Linked DNA regions of Homo sapiens: region 2 is linked to region 1. Evidence: chromatin loops called from intact Hi-C (ENCODE). Cell type or tissue: IMR-90. All regions are shown on one strand. Links, peaks and the distances in the headings refer to the core of each region. The heading gives the core; the rest is flanking DNA. Region 1 overlaps YEATS2 (YEATS domain containing 2). Region 2 overlaps YEATS2 (YEATS domain containing 2).

Evidence for each region. Peaks named below come from ENCODE experiments on the same cell type or tissue, not always from the same donor. Only the 100,000 strongest peaks of a DNase experiment are listed, where the experiment ranks them.
Region 2: it touches region 1 in a loop (1.8-fold over the local background); 2 of 110 quality-filtered maps call a loop at or near these places.

The regions. Positions count from the first base shown.
Region 1 is chr3:183,719,855-183,728,544 of GRCh38, forward strand. YEATS2 (YEATS domain containing 2) reads left to right here. Exons shown (of 31, transcript NM_018023.5): 5 at 2,037-2,282; 6 at 4,565-4,677. Among named protein-coding and RNA genes, the nearest start is that of YEATS2, 26 kb to the left of the region's middle. In IMR-90, for the core only: no CTCF peak of the experiment used is centred there; no DNase peak of the experiment used is centred there.
Region 2 is chr3:183,769,296-183,777,985 of GRCh38, forward strand. It overlaps YEATS2 (YEATS domain containing 2), which reads left to right. Exons shown (of 31, transcript NM_018023.5): 16 at 3,010-3,268; 17 at 4,338-4,499; 18 at 6,620-6,828; 19 at 8,247-8,405. Among named protein-coding and RNA genes, the nearest start is that of YEATS2-AS1, 37 kb to the right of the region's middle. In IMR-90, for the core only: no CTCF peak of the experiment used is centred there; a DNase peak (open chromatin) is centred at 5,486; H3K27ac peaks cover 743 bases.

The DNA.
Region 1 (8,690 bases), core at 378-8,377:
CTTTGTTTCTCTAGTTTTTTAAGATTTAAAATGGTCCTCCTACCTTTTTCCCTCCATGATCCTGACTTTTCGGAGAAACCAGGCCATTTATGAATATCTCACATTTTGGATTTATGTTTTCCTTGGATTACTTTTTCATCCTGTTTTCTTGTAAACTGGAAGTTAAGTCTAAAGGCTTGGTTATTATATATATTATATATAGATTTGGGTTAAATATTTCTGGCAAGAATACTTCGTAGTGATGCTGTGTACTTGATATTCTAGCATATCAGCAGGCACCTAGTTCCAGGTTGTCCTGCTGGTGATACTAAGTTTGACCACTTGGTTAATGTGATCACCACTAGATTATTCCAATTATAAAGGAATGTTTTTTCCCAATTTAGTTTTTGACATGTAAATGAAAAATATCTGCTCTTTTATCCTAGTAATCTGTCTAAATTCAGGCATAGGGGTTAGGATTGACCTGAAATAGGAGTATTTCTTCCTATTTGATATTTTGATAATTTCAGCATAACTTTCGTTTTTTTCTCTTTTTACTTTCTTTTTCCTAAGTGTTTTCAGCTGGAATTAGTCTCAGCTGAATCACCTCTGGAGCAGTGCTGGCTCACTGGGAACCAGGGAAGGGCTGGAGGGTAACAGTAAATGGTGCTTGTCATGTTTAGGCCTTCATGTTACCCTTGGTGCTCTAGGGACACCTGGTATTGGTGCTGCTCCTGATGCTGTCTTATAGAAACTAGAGCATTATTTGAGTTGAATTTTAAACGGTAGACAGGTGCTTCTTTTAGTGTGGCACAGTTTCCCAGATGCATGTTAGAATCGTATTCATTTTCCTAGGGCTACCATAACAAATTACCTACCATAAGCTTCGTGATGTAAAAGGACGGGTTTATTATCTCACTATTATGAAGTCTAGAAGTCCAAAATCAAGGTGTCAACAGGGCAGTGCTCCCTCCTAAGGCTCCGGGGAAGAATCTTTCCTTGCCTCTTCCTAGCTTCTTGAGGTTGCTGCCAATCCTTAGTATTTCCCGGCTGTAATTTCTGCCTGTCAATGATGTGGCTGTTTTCCCTCTGTGTGTGTCTTCTCTGTGTGTCTGTGTCCAAGTTTCCCTCTTCTTATAAGCGAGGAGGACTTCATTGACTTCACCTTAACTTGATTACATGAGCAATGATTCTGTCTTTGAATTGTTAGCAGTTCTGATCTGTGCTATTTGATAGTCTGGAAATATGCTGATTTTATCCTCTTATGTTTTGATTAGGATTTATTCAGGGATATTTAGGTATGCTTTTGTCTCGTGATCAACCATTTAATTATTTTTAGTTTTCAGTGGCAAAACATTTATAGCTCTGAAAAACCTTTATTATTGAAATTCAAGAACTTTGTTGCTTTGAAAGACTAGCTTCTACCTCCTTTTTTCTCTCTAGAACCATTAGTTTAATAACACAGTTTTTAAAAGCTAGGCTTCCTAGGAACATAACTACAGTGTTATCACATAATAACAGAATACACTGTATTTTGTATGCAAGTAACTAAGACACAGAAAAATTCCATAGATGTCTATACTGAACTGAAGGCAAACTTAATACAATCAGTATTAGTCATTCAAAAATATTCTCTATTACATTTTACTCTTATGTGGGGACCATTTTATATATACAGCTTTTTATTTGTATTTTTATATTTCTTTCAGGGATATTTTATTTAGAGCAGTTGATATGTTTGTGTAAAGCAATGTGAGACTTTTAAAGTCAGATTTTATTTTCTGTGTTAACATATATTATTTCTCATTTACCTCCGGAAGACCCTACATCTCTAGCTGTTAGTGTTAGAAACTTTACATAATTATTCATCATTCTAGTTTTTGTTTGGTTGGTTCAGGCTGTGCTAAGGGGTTGGGATATCATTTTATGGATGTGGGGAGATTTTGAAAGATTTTAAGCATGATCCTGTAATAGATAAGGTTTTGGAGAGATCAGATTTTTGCCTGCTTTTGATGGATTTGATTAAAAATTTATTTGCTTGCTTTCATTTTTTGTAGGGATCAAAGACATGTGATACAATGGTTTTTAATCATCCTGCTATCAAGAAATTTTTGGAATCACCATCTAGGTCATCATCTCCTGCCAATCAGAGAGCAGAAACACCATCAGCCAATCATTCAGAAAGTGATTCTTTATCTCAGCACAATGACTTCTTATCTGACAAAGATAATAACAGCAATATGGATATAGAGGAAAGACTCTCAAACAACATGGAGCAGAGACCAAGCCGAAATACTGGAAGGGTATATAGATGGGTGGATGTGGGAGGGAGCCACAGGAGAAGGGAACTATATTTACTAAAGTATGCGCTTGTTATCTCACTGAACTGTCACAGGAATCTTAGGAAATAGGTTTGTTTTCCTTTTATAATGGGGAAACCAAATCTTTTTTTTTTTTTTTTTTTTTTTTTTTTGAGACAGAGTTTTGCTCTGTTGCCCAGGCTGGAGTGCAGTGGCAGGATCATGGCTCACTGCAACCTCCGCCTCCCGGGTTCACGCCATTCTCCTGCTTCAGCCTCCTGAGTAGCTGAGACCACAGGTGTGTGCCACCACGCCCGGCTAATTTTTTTATATTTTTAGTAGAGACGGGATTTCACCGTGTTAGCCAGGATGGTCTCGATCTCCTGACCTCGTGATCTTCCCGCCTCGGCCTCCCAAAGTGCTGGGATTATAGGCGTGAGCCACTGCGCCCAGCGGGAAACCAAATCTTGATTTGGTTTTACTTGCCCAAAAGTGTCAGAACTGCGAATTAAACCTAAGTGTTTCTTTTTTTTTTCTGAGACGGAGTCTCGCTTTATCACCCAGGCTGGAGTGCAGTGGCGCAATCTCGGCTCATTGCCACCTCTGTCTCCCAGGTTCAAGCTATTTTCCTGTCTCAGCCTCCCAAGTAGCTGGGATTAGAGGCATGTGCTACCACGCCTGGCTAATTTTTTGTATTTTTAGTAGAGACGAGGTTTCACCCTGTTGGCCAGACTGGTCTCGAACTCCTGACTTCATGATCTGCCTGCCTCGGCCTCTCAAAGTGCTGGGATTACAGGCGTGAGCCACCGCGCCCGACTTAAACCTGAGTGTTTCTAATTTTACAGCCTGGAGATTCTGTGCACAGCACAGCTCCTGGATGCTGTTTACGTAGGTGTGAAAGAAACCTTCTAGCTCGGCAATTCCGTGATCTTGCTCAAGGTCTTTCAACTCTGTCGTGTTTATTCTCTCGAGAGCAGCCGTTCTTCAACGGTTTCCTCTGTGAGACTTTATATTCTAAGATGCTTTAGTACTTTAGTAGATGGAGGAAATTTGACAAATAAACAGAATTGAAAAACATTGCTCTTTGATCATGCCAGTTTGTAATTTGAGCTCCCATCTCAAGCTACTCTGAACTTCTTGAAAAATATTTGGCTATAGAGTCATTATTGGATTAGAGCAGCGATTTTTCTCAGCCAGGTGTTGACTGTGATACAGAAAATTTCCAAGTTACTTTCCACATACTTAGATGTCAAGGGTTTGATTTATTTTTGATAAAAATATGTTTGTATTTATTTTTCAGATTATAAATTCATATGTGTTCATTTTTTGAAAATTGTTAAATACAGAAAAGTAAAAAAGAATAGAAAAGTTCATTCGTGAGGCTGCCACCCCCAAAATCAGAACTCTTCACTGTTTGGATTTACCTTACCTTTCCAGTATTATTCCTGAGCAAATATTACATGTGTTTTTCTTTTTTTTAGTTAAAAAGAATTTAGGAGGCTGGGCGTGGTGGCTCACGCCTGTAATCCCAGCACTTTGGGAGCCCAAGTGGGGGATCACCAGAGGTCAGGAGTTTGAGACCAGCCTGACTAACATGGTGAAACTCCATTTCTACTAAAAATACAAAAATTACCTGGGCTTAGTGGCGGGTACCTGTAATCCCATCTACTCGAGAGGCTGAGGCAGGAGAATCGCTTGAACCCAGGAGGCGGAGATTGCAATGAGCCGAGATCGTGCCATTGCATTCCAGCCTGGTTGACAGAGCGAGATTCTGTCTCAAAAAATAGAATTTAGGGCATAATGGTCATAGAAACTTAACATGTTTTATACAATATGTGATCATTTCTATATGTATTTATATAGCAAACATTTAGCATTTACTATGTACCAGGCACTTATTTCTCATTGAACAGTTTTGAATATTATAAAAGGTTAAAAAGAGGGTAAATTCCATTGACCCCTTTCTCTCTTTCTATTCCTGTTTCCCAGAAGTAACCACTGTAATAGTTTTTTGTGTATCCTTCCAAATCCTATTTGCATATTCAAAGCAGATGTATGTGACTATTAAAAACACACCGGGAGTTACAGTATATAAACTTTGTATAAATTAAGGCAGCATTTATAGTAACTTTTTTAATGCTTTGAGAGGTGCTACAAAGCCAGAAAATTTTGTAATTTTTTAAAAAAACTTAGTTATTCCATTTATACTTTTTACAATTTTGTGGTTTCTGTCCTATTGAAAGTTGTTCAAAATGAGAATGGATGTTGATTATGATTTTTTTCAGGATACTTCTAGAATTACTGGCTCCCATAAAACAGAACAGCGGAATGCTGATCTCACAGATGAGACTTCACGACTTTTTGTAAAGAAAACAATAGTAGTGGGCAATGTGTCCAAGTGAGTATCCAGTTGAATTTATTTTTATTTGTCCATTTGTGTTAATATTTTGGCATTAATACTCTTACAGTGTTACAGTAGGAAGCAGCCTCAGGGATTCTTTTTCCCAAGCCCTTAGTTGTTTAAAAAGTAAACCACAGTCTAGAGACTTTATTAGGGTAATTTTGCTCCTTAGTGAGCAAAGTCAGAATTTGAATCTAGGTCTCCTATTTTTCTTTTCCTTTTTTTGAGACAGAGTTTCGCTCTTGTTGTCCAGACCAGAATGCAATGGCATGATCTTGGTTCACCGCAACCTCCCCCCGCCCGGGTTCAAGCGATTCTCCTGCCTTAGCCTACCGAGTAGCTGGGATTGCAGGCATATGCCACCACGCCTGGCTAATTTTGTATTTTTAGTAGAGACGGGGTTTCTCCATGTTGGTCAGGCTGGTCTTGAACTCCCGACCTCAGGTGATCCATCCACCTTGGCCTCTCAAAGTGCTGGAATTACAGGTGTGAGCCACCGTGCCGGCCTTTTTTTTTTTTTTTTTTTTTTTATCGTTTTATTAGTCTTTTTATACAAATAGCCAGGGGACCTAGGTATCCTATTTTTCATTTGGATATTATTTTCTCTGTACTGCCTCTATACTGTGACATTTTGCCTTGCCTTGCACAGTATCCACAAAGGATAAATAAGGGGAAGATGTTTGTTCCAAAATATTGCTAGAGAAGAGGCAGTATAATAACCCCTACCCTTGCTTGTGCAGTTTGTAGAATATGCTAATTGTTAGGTATTTGAAAGCCAGTAGAGAATGGTAAATCCTCAGATACTGCCCTCAGCTCGAATGTTCAAATCTTCATTTTGTCTCTCCATTTACATTCCTGCATTTGCCATTGTATTAGTCTGTTTTCACACTGCTAATATAGACATACTCGAGACTGGGTAATTTATAAAGGAAAGAGGTTTGATTGACTCACAGTGCCACATGGCTAGGGAGGCCTCACAATCCTGGCGGAAGGCAAGGGAGAAACAAAGCCATGTCTTAAGTGGAGGCAGGCAAGAGAGCTTGTGTAGGAGAACTACCCCTTATAAAACTGTCAGATCTTATGAGACTGATTTATTATCACGAGAACAGCATGGGAAAGACTCACCCCCATGATTCAATTACCTCCCACTGCGTCCCTTCCAGGACGTGTGGGAATTCTGCAAGCTACAATTGAAGATGAGATTTGGGTGGGGACACAGCCAAACCATATCGGCCATTTACTTGTGATTGGCACGTCCAAAGCTGAAACCAGATTCTTCTCCCTGGAAAACCTATTTCCTGTTCTTTTCTTCTGTTTTGAAATGGGAGGATGTAAGTGTGATGGGTTCCTTTGACTTTTTGTTCTTCTTCAAAATCTTACTTCAGGTCTTTTTCTGGGACTCTAAGGCAAACCAGAGAGGTTTGTATCTAACAAGTCATTGGGACATGAGAATAAAGTAGATAAGTCTTTTCGGTCACCCATTTGTGTTAATACTTGGGCGTAATACTCTTATTATCCTGGTGTTACAGTAGGAGGAGGCCTCAGGGAATGTTTTTTCAAGCTCTTTGTTGCTTCAAAAGTGAACCAAGGTCCAGAGATTGGAGTCTCTGCGTTAGTGTGTCTGTCAGTCTTTCCCTGAGAATAAAATAGGGCTTGGTAAAAATTTCTAAGACATGAGCTCTTACACAAATATATTTCACCAATTGTGTCAATGTGTGTAAGTTTGGAAGAACTTTTGACTACTCTGAACCAGTTCTGTCTTTAGGGGCCTTAGCGAATTCCTAAAAATGTTGATTTGGTTGCCCAAACTGAGATGTTTTTAGTTTGTAACAAAAGGTTGCTGAGCAGATCTTAAAGGCAGAATTCCTCCAAGCTCCAGAGCCATGTACTTGAACAGTATGATCTCAGGCTGTCTTGGAGCAGCTTCATCATTTTTGCCAAGTGTCTAGGGGTAGATTAGGACGTTATAAATCCTCTAAAAACATAAAAATGTTAAGTAAATATTTGGCCAAGATGTAAATAGATGGAAGGGATTAAATTAATTTGATGGAGGAAAATTGATTGGCTAGGATTCTAACTGGTAGTGTTTTAAACTAATTTTCTCATGAAGTTTTATTTGCTGATCCCCTCCCTCATTAGGCATATTCCCTCTATGCTATCTCTTTGTGATTTTTATCATATTATGTGGCCATTTTCTATTTTCGTATATTTTTCTCAAATCAGACTGGAATCTCTTGAGGGTAGAAACTATGTCTTGTCTGGTTTTGTTTTGTTTTGTTTTTCCAAGACGGAGTTTTACTCTTGTTGCCCAGGTTGGAGTGCAATGGCGCGATCTCAGCTCACTGTACCCTCCACCTCCAGGGTTCAAGCGATTCTCCTGCGTCAGCCTCACAAGTAGTTGGGATTACAGACATGCACCGCCACACCTGGATAATTTTGTATTCTTAGTAGAGATGGGGTTTCACTGTGTTGATCAGGCTGGTCTTGAACTCATGAATTTGGGTGATCTACCTGCCTTGGCCTCCAAAAGTGCTGAGATTACAGGCATGAGCCACCACGCCTGGCCTTGTCTGGCTTTGTACCCTAACAGTATATATTTAGTAAGTATTTGATTGATGAATACATTGATATACGTATGAAAGGAAAAAATAAACATAACATACACAAACCTGGCGAAATTAATTTTAAAAATTAAAAAAAGAGAAGGCACAAATAATATTAGAAATACAAAAGAAGACGTAACTACAGATGCTGTACTATTAAAGAGATAAGAAACTATTAACTTCTTTATGCCAATACATTGAAAAATTTAGATGAAATGATTGTTTAGCCCCAATTTTCTTGTGGCCTAGTGGGTCTGCCTGAACTTCCAGGCCTGGCTTTTTCTGGGCCGACCTGTCTTGTAAAGTTGTCATCTCTCCCCAAATCAATCTGTAGGTATTCCTGTTAAAATCCCATCAGGGTTCATGACTTTCATGAGCTGGAAGAGTAAAGGGCCAGGATTGGTCAAGAACACTCCTCAAGAGCTAGGCTGGGCAACTTGGCCCCCCCATATCACTAAGGATTAGCACTAGGCATAGATGAGCATATAGAAGGCCTGACTATATTTTCTACATGAATCTAAGAAGGGGGCCTCATACTGAAATAAAGACAGGGCCCATAAAGGGGAGCGCTAAAGATGCTAATTTTACCATGATCAGGGTTTAAGGGAAATGGCACGTTTTGGCTTTCAGAGGGCAGGAAACTAGGTGCAGTCTTCTTGGCAACCATGAGAGTCACCAGAAAGGCGCAAAGCTCTAGCACCCTGAAACCTGAATGAAATCAACCCGAAGGCTAGAGCTTCCCTAACCTAGGAATAAAAATATGCCAGTTTATTTCCACCTTATGTCTTTATCTGGCAGGAAAAACAAGTTTGCCTTTTTTTTTTTAAATAGCACACCGAATAAGGAGAACAACACAAACTTTTAACAGAATGTCCCTTAAACCAAATTCATGTTTTATTTATTTTATTATTTTATTTTAGTTCATTAATTTTATTTTAATTTTTTGAGGTAGGGTCTTGCTTTGTCACCTAGACTGAAGTACAGTGATGTGATTGTAGCTCACTTTAGCTTCGAACTCCTGGGCTCAGGCAGTCCTCCCACCTCATCAGCCTCCCAGCAAGCTGGGACTACAGGTGTGGGCCACCATGTCCAGCTGAGTTTAAAATTTTAGGTGGGATGATTGTAGTTGTAGTTCACTCTTTGAGATTACTGTCTCACTAAGCAGGCATTGTCTTCTTCTATCCAATTGTTACCACACTATATTAGCTGATTTTGCTCCCCTCTGGAAATAGCTAAACATGGTGATGGGGTCTTGCTATGTTGCCCAGGCTGATCTCTAACTCCTGACCTCAAGCAGTCCTCCCGTTTCAGCCTCCTGAAGTGCTGGCATTACAGTGTGAGCCAGCCACTGCATCCAGCCCCAGCTATGTTTTAGAAAGAAAGAAAAACAAAATGATTAACTTGCAA
Region 2 (8,690 bases), core at 496-8,495, 50 kb after region 1:
GCTGAATCCAGAGGTTAAGATCAAGGTCTCTGCCTTGGCCGAATGCGGAAGACAGCCACAAATGTCTGTCCTTTGGCTGTCCTTTGCTGGTCTCCACATCCCCTTGTGGATTATTATTCTTCAGTTGAAGTGTTGTGATGAGCAGCAACAGCTGTCATGTTAGCTAGGCATCCTATATACTTTTTCTCATTTTGCTTCATGATTCGGAGGGTAAATGTTACCCATATTTTATAGATGAGGGGATTGATGGTAAAACTCAAGAGAGGTTAAATAACTTACCTAGCTACTAACTAAAAATAACTAACCTGGAAAACCAGATCTGTCTGCTTACCGAAACCTGCACTGTTTCCTCTTTGTGACGCTATAGTTTATAATATTTGATTAAGGGACTGTTTTCATTTTATTTATTTATTGTTTAGACAGAGTCTTGCTCTGTCGCCAGGCTAGAGTGCAGTGGCACGATCTCAGCTCACTGCAACCTCCGACTCCCAGGTTCAAGCGATTCTGCTGCCTCAGCCTCCCGAGTAGCTGGGGTGCCCACCACCACGCCCAGCTCATTCCTTGTAATTTTAGTAGAGATGAGGTTTCACCATGTTGGCCAGGACAGTCTCAATCTCTTGACCTTGTGATCCGCCCGCCTCAGCCTCCTAAAGTGCTGGGATTACAGGCGCGAGCCACCATACCCAGCCAAGGGACTGTTTTCTTTATATCAGCTATATTATCCAACTGCATGGTAAATGTATTTTACTGAACTCACAGTCTTTGAACAGAAACCGTGTATGGTATAGTAATATTTTAATTTAAAACTTCTGGCCGGGTGCGGTGGCTCACACCTGTAATCCCAGCACTTTGGGAGGCCGAGGCGGGCGGATCACGAGGTCAGGAGATCAAGACCGTCCTGGCTAACACGGTGAAACCCCGTTTCTACTAAAAATACAAAAAATTAGCTGGGCGTGGTGGCGCCTGTAGTCCCAGCTACTCGGGAGACTGAGGCAGGAGAATGGCATGAACCCGTGAGGCGGAGGTTGCAGTGAGCCGAGATTGCGCCACTTCCTGGGTGACAGAGCGAGACTCCGTCTCAAAAAAAAACAAAAAACAAAAAAACAAAAATTTCCTACTTATCAGTTGAATATGCTTTATCATTTCATTCTACCTTCTAAATAATCTTATTTTAAAATTTAGAAATACTCTAAAATTCCAGTAACATATGTAGAGAATTAAGTAATCAATACCCCCATATCCTCCACCCCAAATTTACTTATTCATGTTTACTTCAGATCTTTTTTCTCCAAATAAAACATTTCTGATAAAGTTGAAGTCCACTTTGTTCTTCCCAGAGGCAACAAGCACTGTCATGGCTTTGATGTGTAGCCTTCCACTCCATGCGCTTATTACATGAATACATAGTCATAGGAAACGTGATGTTGTTTGTGTTTTGAAGGTTTACGTAAAAGATATTCCTACTTACATTTTTCTGCAACTCCCTTTTCGCTTTCTTATTTTTCCAGTCTGTTTACACTAATATATCACTAATATATATAATTCTAGTTCATTTATTTTTAGTATGACCTTTCGTTGTCTGTTTTATGCCACAGTTTGTCCATTCCTCTATCTGTAGACGTTAAGAATGTTGTTGCATGCTGCAGACATTAAGGTTGCTAACAGTTTTTGGTAAAAATAATGCTATGTTGGGCATTGTTGTATATGTTCCCTTGAACGCATGTATGTTTCTCTAGGATATATTCCTAAAAACAATTCCTACTATACGGGGGTATGTGAATTTTCAGTTTTAGCAGATGGGCCAGTGCCTCTCTGGAATGGCTGTCCAAATTTATCTTCCTACCAACAGTGAGCACAAATTCCTATTTTCCCCACAGCCTCTAGTAACTTCTTGGTTTTAAACTCTTTTTCCCCCAATCTGATGGGTGAACAGCACTTCCTATTTTGTCTTTTTTGCCTTAAGAAGGTAGATCATTTGCATTTCTTCCAACCTTGTGGAAGTCTGTTCATCTAGTTTCTGGTGAGAAGTTCTTTTTATGAAATAAGGTGCTGGGAGTGGGAAACACTGCTCCAGTTTGCCATTCATTCAGTGTTTAATTTAACATCCTACTGTTGACTTTGTTTTAAAAACACTCCTGAGTATTTTCTTAAAAGAATTCATTTTACTTTTGGAACTAGATACTTCTAATTTTCATTATTTGGGTACTGGGGTCTTTTTTTTTTTTAATAGTTAAATATTATTCTTGCCTTTTTTTTTTTTTTTTTTTTTTCTTTTCTTAGGGTCTTGCTCTGTCACCCAGGCTGGAGGGCAGTGGTGTGATCACGGCTCAGTGCAGCCTTGAACTCCTAGGCTCAAGGGATCCTCCCCTGCCTCAGCCTCCTGAATAGCTGGGACTACAGATGTGTGCCACTGTACTGGCTAATTTTTTTTTTTTTTTTTTTTTTTTTTTAGACAGAGTCTCACTCTGTCACCCAGGCTGGAGTGCAGTGGCATGATCTTGGCTCACTGCAACCTCCACATCCTAGGTTCAGGGGATTCTCCTACCTCAGCCTCCAGAGTAGCTGGGACTACAGGTGTGTGCCACCATGCCCAGCTAATTTTTGTATTTTTAGTAGAGATTGGATTTCACCATGTTGGCCAGGCTGGTCTCGAACTCCTGACCACAAATGCTCCTCCTGCCTTGGCCTCCCAAAGTGCTGGGATTACAGGCATGAGCCACCACGCCCGGCCAAACTTTTTTCTTTATACTTCTGAATTTCCCAAATTTTCTATTAAAGTAAATTATAAAAAGTAGCTGAGGCAAGACAACAATTGTTAAGCTTCTATTATTGTAATACCCAAGTGTAAGAAATACAGTTGCCGTTCACACCTGTGTAGGTAGCTTTCCTAGATGACTGAATTAGGCTGCATGTATTATGTGCAGGCCTTTGTTTTGCTCTCTGCCAAAACGGTGACTGCTGTTCTAAGAGCTCTCGAAGCACCGTTGGACTCTGCTCTGTTTTGAACAGGTTGTCGGGGTACCAGTTGGGTCTGCTTTACCTTCAACAGTGAAGCAGGCTGTGGCGATCAGTGGTGGCCAGATCCTGGTAGCCAAGGCCAGCTCTTCTGTCTCCAAAGCAGTTGGGCCAAAGCAAGTTGTAACCCAAGGAGTTGCCAAAGCAATTGTGAGTGGAGGTGGAGGAACCATTGTTGCTCAGCCAGTGCAGACCTTAACCAAGGCCCAGGTTACTGCCGCTGGTCCTCAGAAGAGTGGATCCCAGGGTTCAGGTAAAACGGATCATCACTGGGAGCCCTTTCAGCAGAAGCTCTGTCCAAAATTTCCTTTGCTAGTGATTTTATTTGCTATTTGATCTGGTCTAGGAAAGCCTAGTTAGGTTGATGCTGTAAGAAGTGTATTGAAATGTTTGTTCTTTTTTATGGGACATTTTACATAAAGGTCTGTGAGTATTTAGCTTTAAATTTACACACACACACACACACACCCACATACACACACACACACGAACAAATCATTTCTCAGTACTGTGGGGGATTGGTTCCAGGACCCCCTGCTGCAGATAGCAAAATCCACAGATGCTAATCCACAGTCCCCTGTGTAAAATGCTGTACTGTTTACGTATAACCTATGTACATCCTCTGATGTACTTTACTTTATATCATCTCTAGGTTATCTTAATACCTAATAACAATGTAAATAACAATGTAATAACAATGTATATGCTATGTAAATAGTTGTTACACTGTGTTGTTTAAGGAATAATGACAAGAAAAAAGTCTGTACATGTTCAGTACAGATGTACTCATCCTTTTGTCTGCCAAATATATGGATATTTTTTATCTGAGGTAGGTTACATCCATGGATGTGAAATCCACAGATACAGAGGGCCAATGGTACTTGCCAGTTAGGAGCACACATTTGCCCTAACTTTGACTTTAAACAAATGGGGGAAAATATGTAATCCTCCATAGACAGGGTGATTATTTCATTAATCGTCCAAACCACAGTACTTTGGAGAGTAAAAAGAGTCATTATTAATAATTATAGTGGGACAGGTGTAACCTAGAACTGTTCTGGGCAGAACCAGGACGTACGATCATCCTATTATATACAGATATAAAGAGCCTCTGGCAGGCTCTTCTGGTCTATAAATTATTTTTTAATTAGCAAGATATTTAAGAATATCAGTCTTTAAAGCATTGTGCATCTGGGAAACAAACTTTGAATTTATTGCTTGTTAGTGTTCTAAAATAAGAATTTATTGCCTTGTATTTTAATTTTAGAGTGTTGCCCTTAGTTTCAATTTATCTTACAATTTTTTCTCCTTTACCATTTTAGTAATGGCAACGTTGCAGCTACCAGCCACTAATTTGGCCAACTTGGCAAATTTGCCTCCTGGCACTAAACTCTACCTAACTACAAACAGCAAGAACCCTTCAGGAAAAGGAAAACTGCTGCTGATCCCTCAAGGAGCCATCCTGCGAGCTACGAACAATGCTAGTTAGTGAAACCATTGGGTTGAATCATTTGGTTCTTGGTTCTCTATGTGTGTTCATCTTGTCCATCTGAGGGCAGTTCTTACCTGTTTCAGGAAGCATTTCTGTAACTCTGTTGGGTGGTGTAATGGTAGCATTTGCTCAGATGGATTTAACACATACGATAATTTAACTAGAAGTGGGTTTGCTCCTCAGCGTTTGCAATCAGAGATGAATCACTCTGGAGAGAGATGGCTGGTGAGGCTGTTGGGAGAAAGCTGTCTACATGAACCATGAATGAAGTGGTGTCTGAAAATTATCTGGTGATACCTGAGGGAAGATCCATCTACTTATAGAAGCTGGAAGTCTGTTTTTGGGGATAGGTTGGCATAGGATTGGAATCGAGTGTGTCTGTTTGACTTCATTTAGATCAGGGGTCCCCAACCCCTGGGCCGCACAGCAGAAGTTGAGCATGGACGAAGAAGCATTACTGCCTGAGCTCCGCCTCCTGTCAGATCAGCAGTGGCATCAGATTCTCACAGGAGCGCGAACCCTGTTGAGAACTGTGCATGCGAGGGATCTAGGTTGTGTGCTCCTTATGAGAATCTAATGCCTGATGATCTGAGGTGGAACAATTTCTTCCCCAAACCACCCCCCGCCTCCTGTCCCAATTCATGGAAAAGTTGTCTTCCATGAAACTGGTCCCTGGTGCCACAAAGCTTGGGGACAGCTGGTTTGGATGTATTCCTTACTTCTGCTAGGTTTGGAGATGGAAAGAGAAATACAGACTCTACCTAGGTTTGTAAGTCTTAAAGCCCCATGGAAATGAGGCAGTTTATCTGCAGTTAAAGAAACTTTTGCTTTGACATATAGAGAAAAACCGTTTGGGCAGTGTTGAAAAGGATAGGATAAAAGGAAATTATTTCCCTCTGAATCAGAAGTAGAAGGGTACAGCATTCAGGGTCATTGGAAGTTAACCGCCCTTGCCAAAATGCAGTGTGTCAGCTCATCATCCTTGCGTTCATTGACCATGATGTGTCAGTTCCACTCTCACTTGGTGTTTTTTCCTCATACCTAAGCAGTGGTATGTCCAAAAGTTAAATGTGTAAGAAAAGGACAATGTAAATATTTCAGAAGTCATCCAGGGAGCTACTTAGATTCTTGTGATATCCTTGGTGCAAAAATAAACCATTGGGAAGGAAGCTATTCCAATAATCACTGGAATGAAGGTGGAGAAGGAAATTGGAAGTTAGTATTTGTTGAGTGAATATTCATAGTCCAGGTAGTTCAAATGCATTATCTCACCAAAAGAGAAGTAAAAAGACTTCAAGGCTTTGAAGTGGGATTTGAAAGGCAAAGAAGAATGGGGTCCTGGAGTCATTGTAAATGAAGGAAAGTCTTCATTTTTCCTGAGACAGGGAGACAACATCGAGCACTGTAAAGTTACACTAAATTCCAGCAATTCCCTGACATTGAATCAGATGCCCAAAAGTTGGGAAGCACCTAGCTGAGCACATTTAAGTGTTGATTAAAATACTTGGCTAGAGGCTGGGTGCAGTGGCTCACACCTGCAATCCCAGCACTTTGGAGGGCCAAGGCGGGCGGATCATGAGGTCAGGAGATCGAGACCATCCTGTCCAACATGGTGAAACCCCCTCTCTACTAAAAATACAAAATTAGCTGGGCATGGTGGCACACGCCTGTAGTCCCAGCTCCTTGGGAGGCTGAGGCAGGAGAATCGCTTGAACCCGGGAGGCAGAGGTTGCAGTGAGCCAAGATCTTGCCATTGCACTCCAGCCTGGCGACAGAGTGAGACTCCGTCTCAAAAAAATACTTGGCTAGAAAATGTCAGTAGCAAGCCTTCTCTTGATCTCCCACGACCACGTCAAAGTATCTTCATTGTACTCAGAGCCGAAATACAGTCAGTTGTCATGCAGTTGAAAGGAAATAGATTTTGATCTAAAATCTAGGAAGTTCTCCTCACTCTTGTCACAGGGTAGGTAGATTACAGAAAAGACGGAGGAAAATGGGAAAGAAGAAGGAATGGCACTAAAAGGGAAACATCTCTCTGGGCTCATTTGTTTTTTATGCTAAAGCTTTGCTTGATACTTTTTATGATGTTGCTGTCATTCATTGTATTTTTAGATCTCCAGTCTGGCTCAGCTGCCAGTGGTGGGAGTGGTGCCGGAGGAGGAGGAGGAGGAGGAGGAGGAGGCGGCAGTGGCAGCGGTGGAGGCGGCAGCACAGGAGGAGGAGGAGGAACAGCAGGAGGAGGAACTCAAAGTACTGCTGGCCCTGGAGGGATATCTCAGCACCTGACTTACACATCTTACATCCTCAAGCAAACTCCCCAGGTCTGGTTCTCTGTAACTGATATTTTAAATCATTTAGCTATTGGATAACTATGCTTAATTATAATTGATTTACCTTTACGGCTCTGGGATCAGGGTTCAATACTAACACCTTAACCGTGTTATCTATATCTATATCTTGGCCGGGTGTGGTAACTCATGCCTGTAATCCTAGCACTTTGGGAGGCCAAGGTGGGTGGATCGCTTGAGCCCAGGAGTTCGAGACCAACCTGGGCAACATGGCAAAACCCTGTCTCTACTAAAAATACCAAAATTAGCTGGGCGTGGTGGTGCACGTCTACAGTCCCAGCTACTCCGAAGGTTGAGGTGGGAGGATTGCTTGAACCTGGGAGGTTGAGGCTGCAGTGAGCTGAGGTCGCACCACTGCACTCCACCCTGGCTGGGTGACAGAGTGAGACCCTTTCTCAAAAAAAAACTATGTGTTTTTATCTTTTTTGCTTGCTTTGAGAGAAGAGGAAGTAGAGATTGAGAAAGATTTTAGTAACTTATCCAGGATCTTCCTGCCAAGCCAATGGTAGAATTTGGGTTTAAGCCAGGCACGGTGGCTCACGCCTGTAATCCCAGCATTCTGGGAGGCCGAGGCAGGCAGATCACCTGAGGTCAGGAGTTCAAGACCAGCCTGGTCCATGGTGAAACCCTGTCTCTATTAAAAATACAAAAATCAGTCGGGTGTGGTGGTGCATGCCTGTAATCCCAGCTACTTGGAAGGCTGAGGCAGGAGAATCACTTGAACCCGGGAGGCAGAGGTTGCAGTGAGCCAAGATCACTCCATGGTACTCCAGCCTGGGGGAAAAGGGTGAGACTCTGTCTCAAAAAAAAAAAAAAAGGAAAAGAATTTGGGTTTAAACCCAGATCTTCCTGCCTTAAAGATTTCTACTATGCTAATTGCCTCCAAAATCCATGAGGTAATAAACAGTATTAATGTACAGTTGAAAAGTTGCTCATAGAAGGGAGTGATCAAAGAGATGGTATCAAGTTGTAATATTTAGAGTTAAGTTAGATTTGATTAGGAACAGGTTTCCTCCTCGTCTCCTCTTGTCACTGAAGTCTTGGCTCTTTTTGAAGGAAAGTAATAGAATTTTGGTTCCAGATGTTCTTATTGAGAAAGATGATATCAGTCTGAATGATTAAATCCAGTTTTGAGGACTAAGTTGCAAAACATGAGTTTTCAACAGGCTGCTCTGTAACTACAGTGCAAAGTTTGAGAAGTGGGGATAACTAATGGAAGTAACACTTAGAGCACAACTATTCTTTTGAATTATTTTGCCTACATTGCAGAATTAAAGGGGAGAGCGTTGTAGCTTGTAACATGGGACGTTACATGTGATTTAAGGGATCAGAACAGCCCATCTGAATTTAACAAATTACCGATTAGTTCTTTATATTTTTTTCTAACTTAGGGCACATTTTTAGTTGGCCAGCCATCACCCCAGACTTCTGGAAAACAACTCACCACTGGGTCAGTGGTCCAAGGAACACTGGGAGTCAGCACATCTTCTGCACAAGGACAACAAACGCTAAAAGTCATCTCTGGACAGAAAACCACATTGTTTACACAGGTAAATACGCCCATGCACACACCCCAAATATGGGGTGATTATGGCATTTATTTACATATTTACATGTAGTTTCTCTCTTTTCACAAAGAAATTAAGGTTACATAAGAAAATGAACAATAAGGCCAGGAGTGGTCGCTCACGTCTGTAATCCCAGCACTTTGGGAAGCCAAGGTGGGTGGATTGCCTGAGGTCAGGAGTTGGAGACCAGCCTGGCCAACATGGCCAACATAGTGAAACCCCGTCTCTACTAAAAATACAAAAATTAGCCAGGTGCAGTGGTGCGTG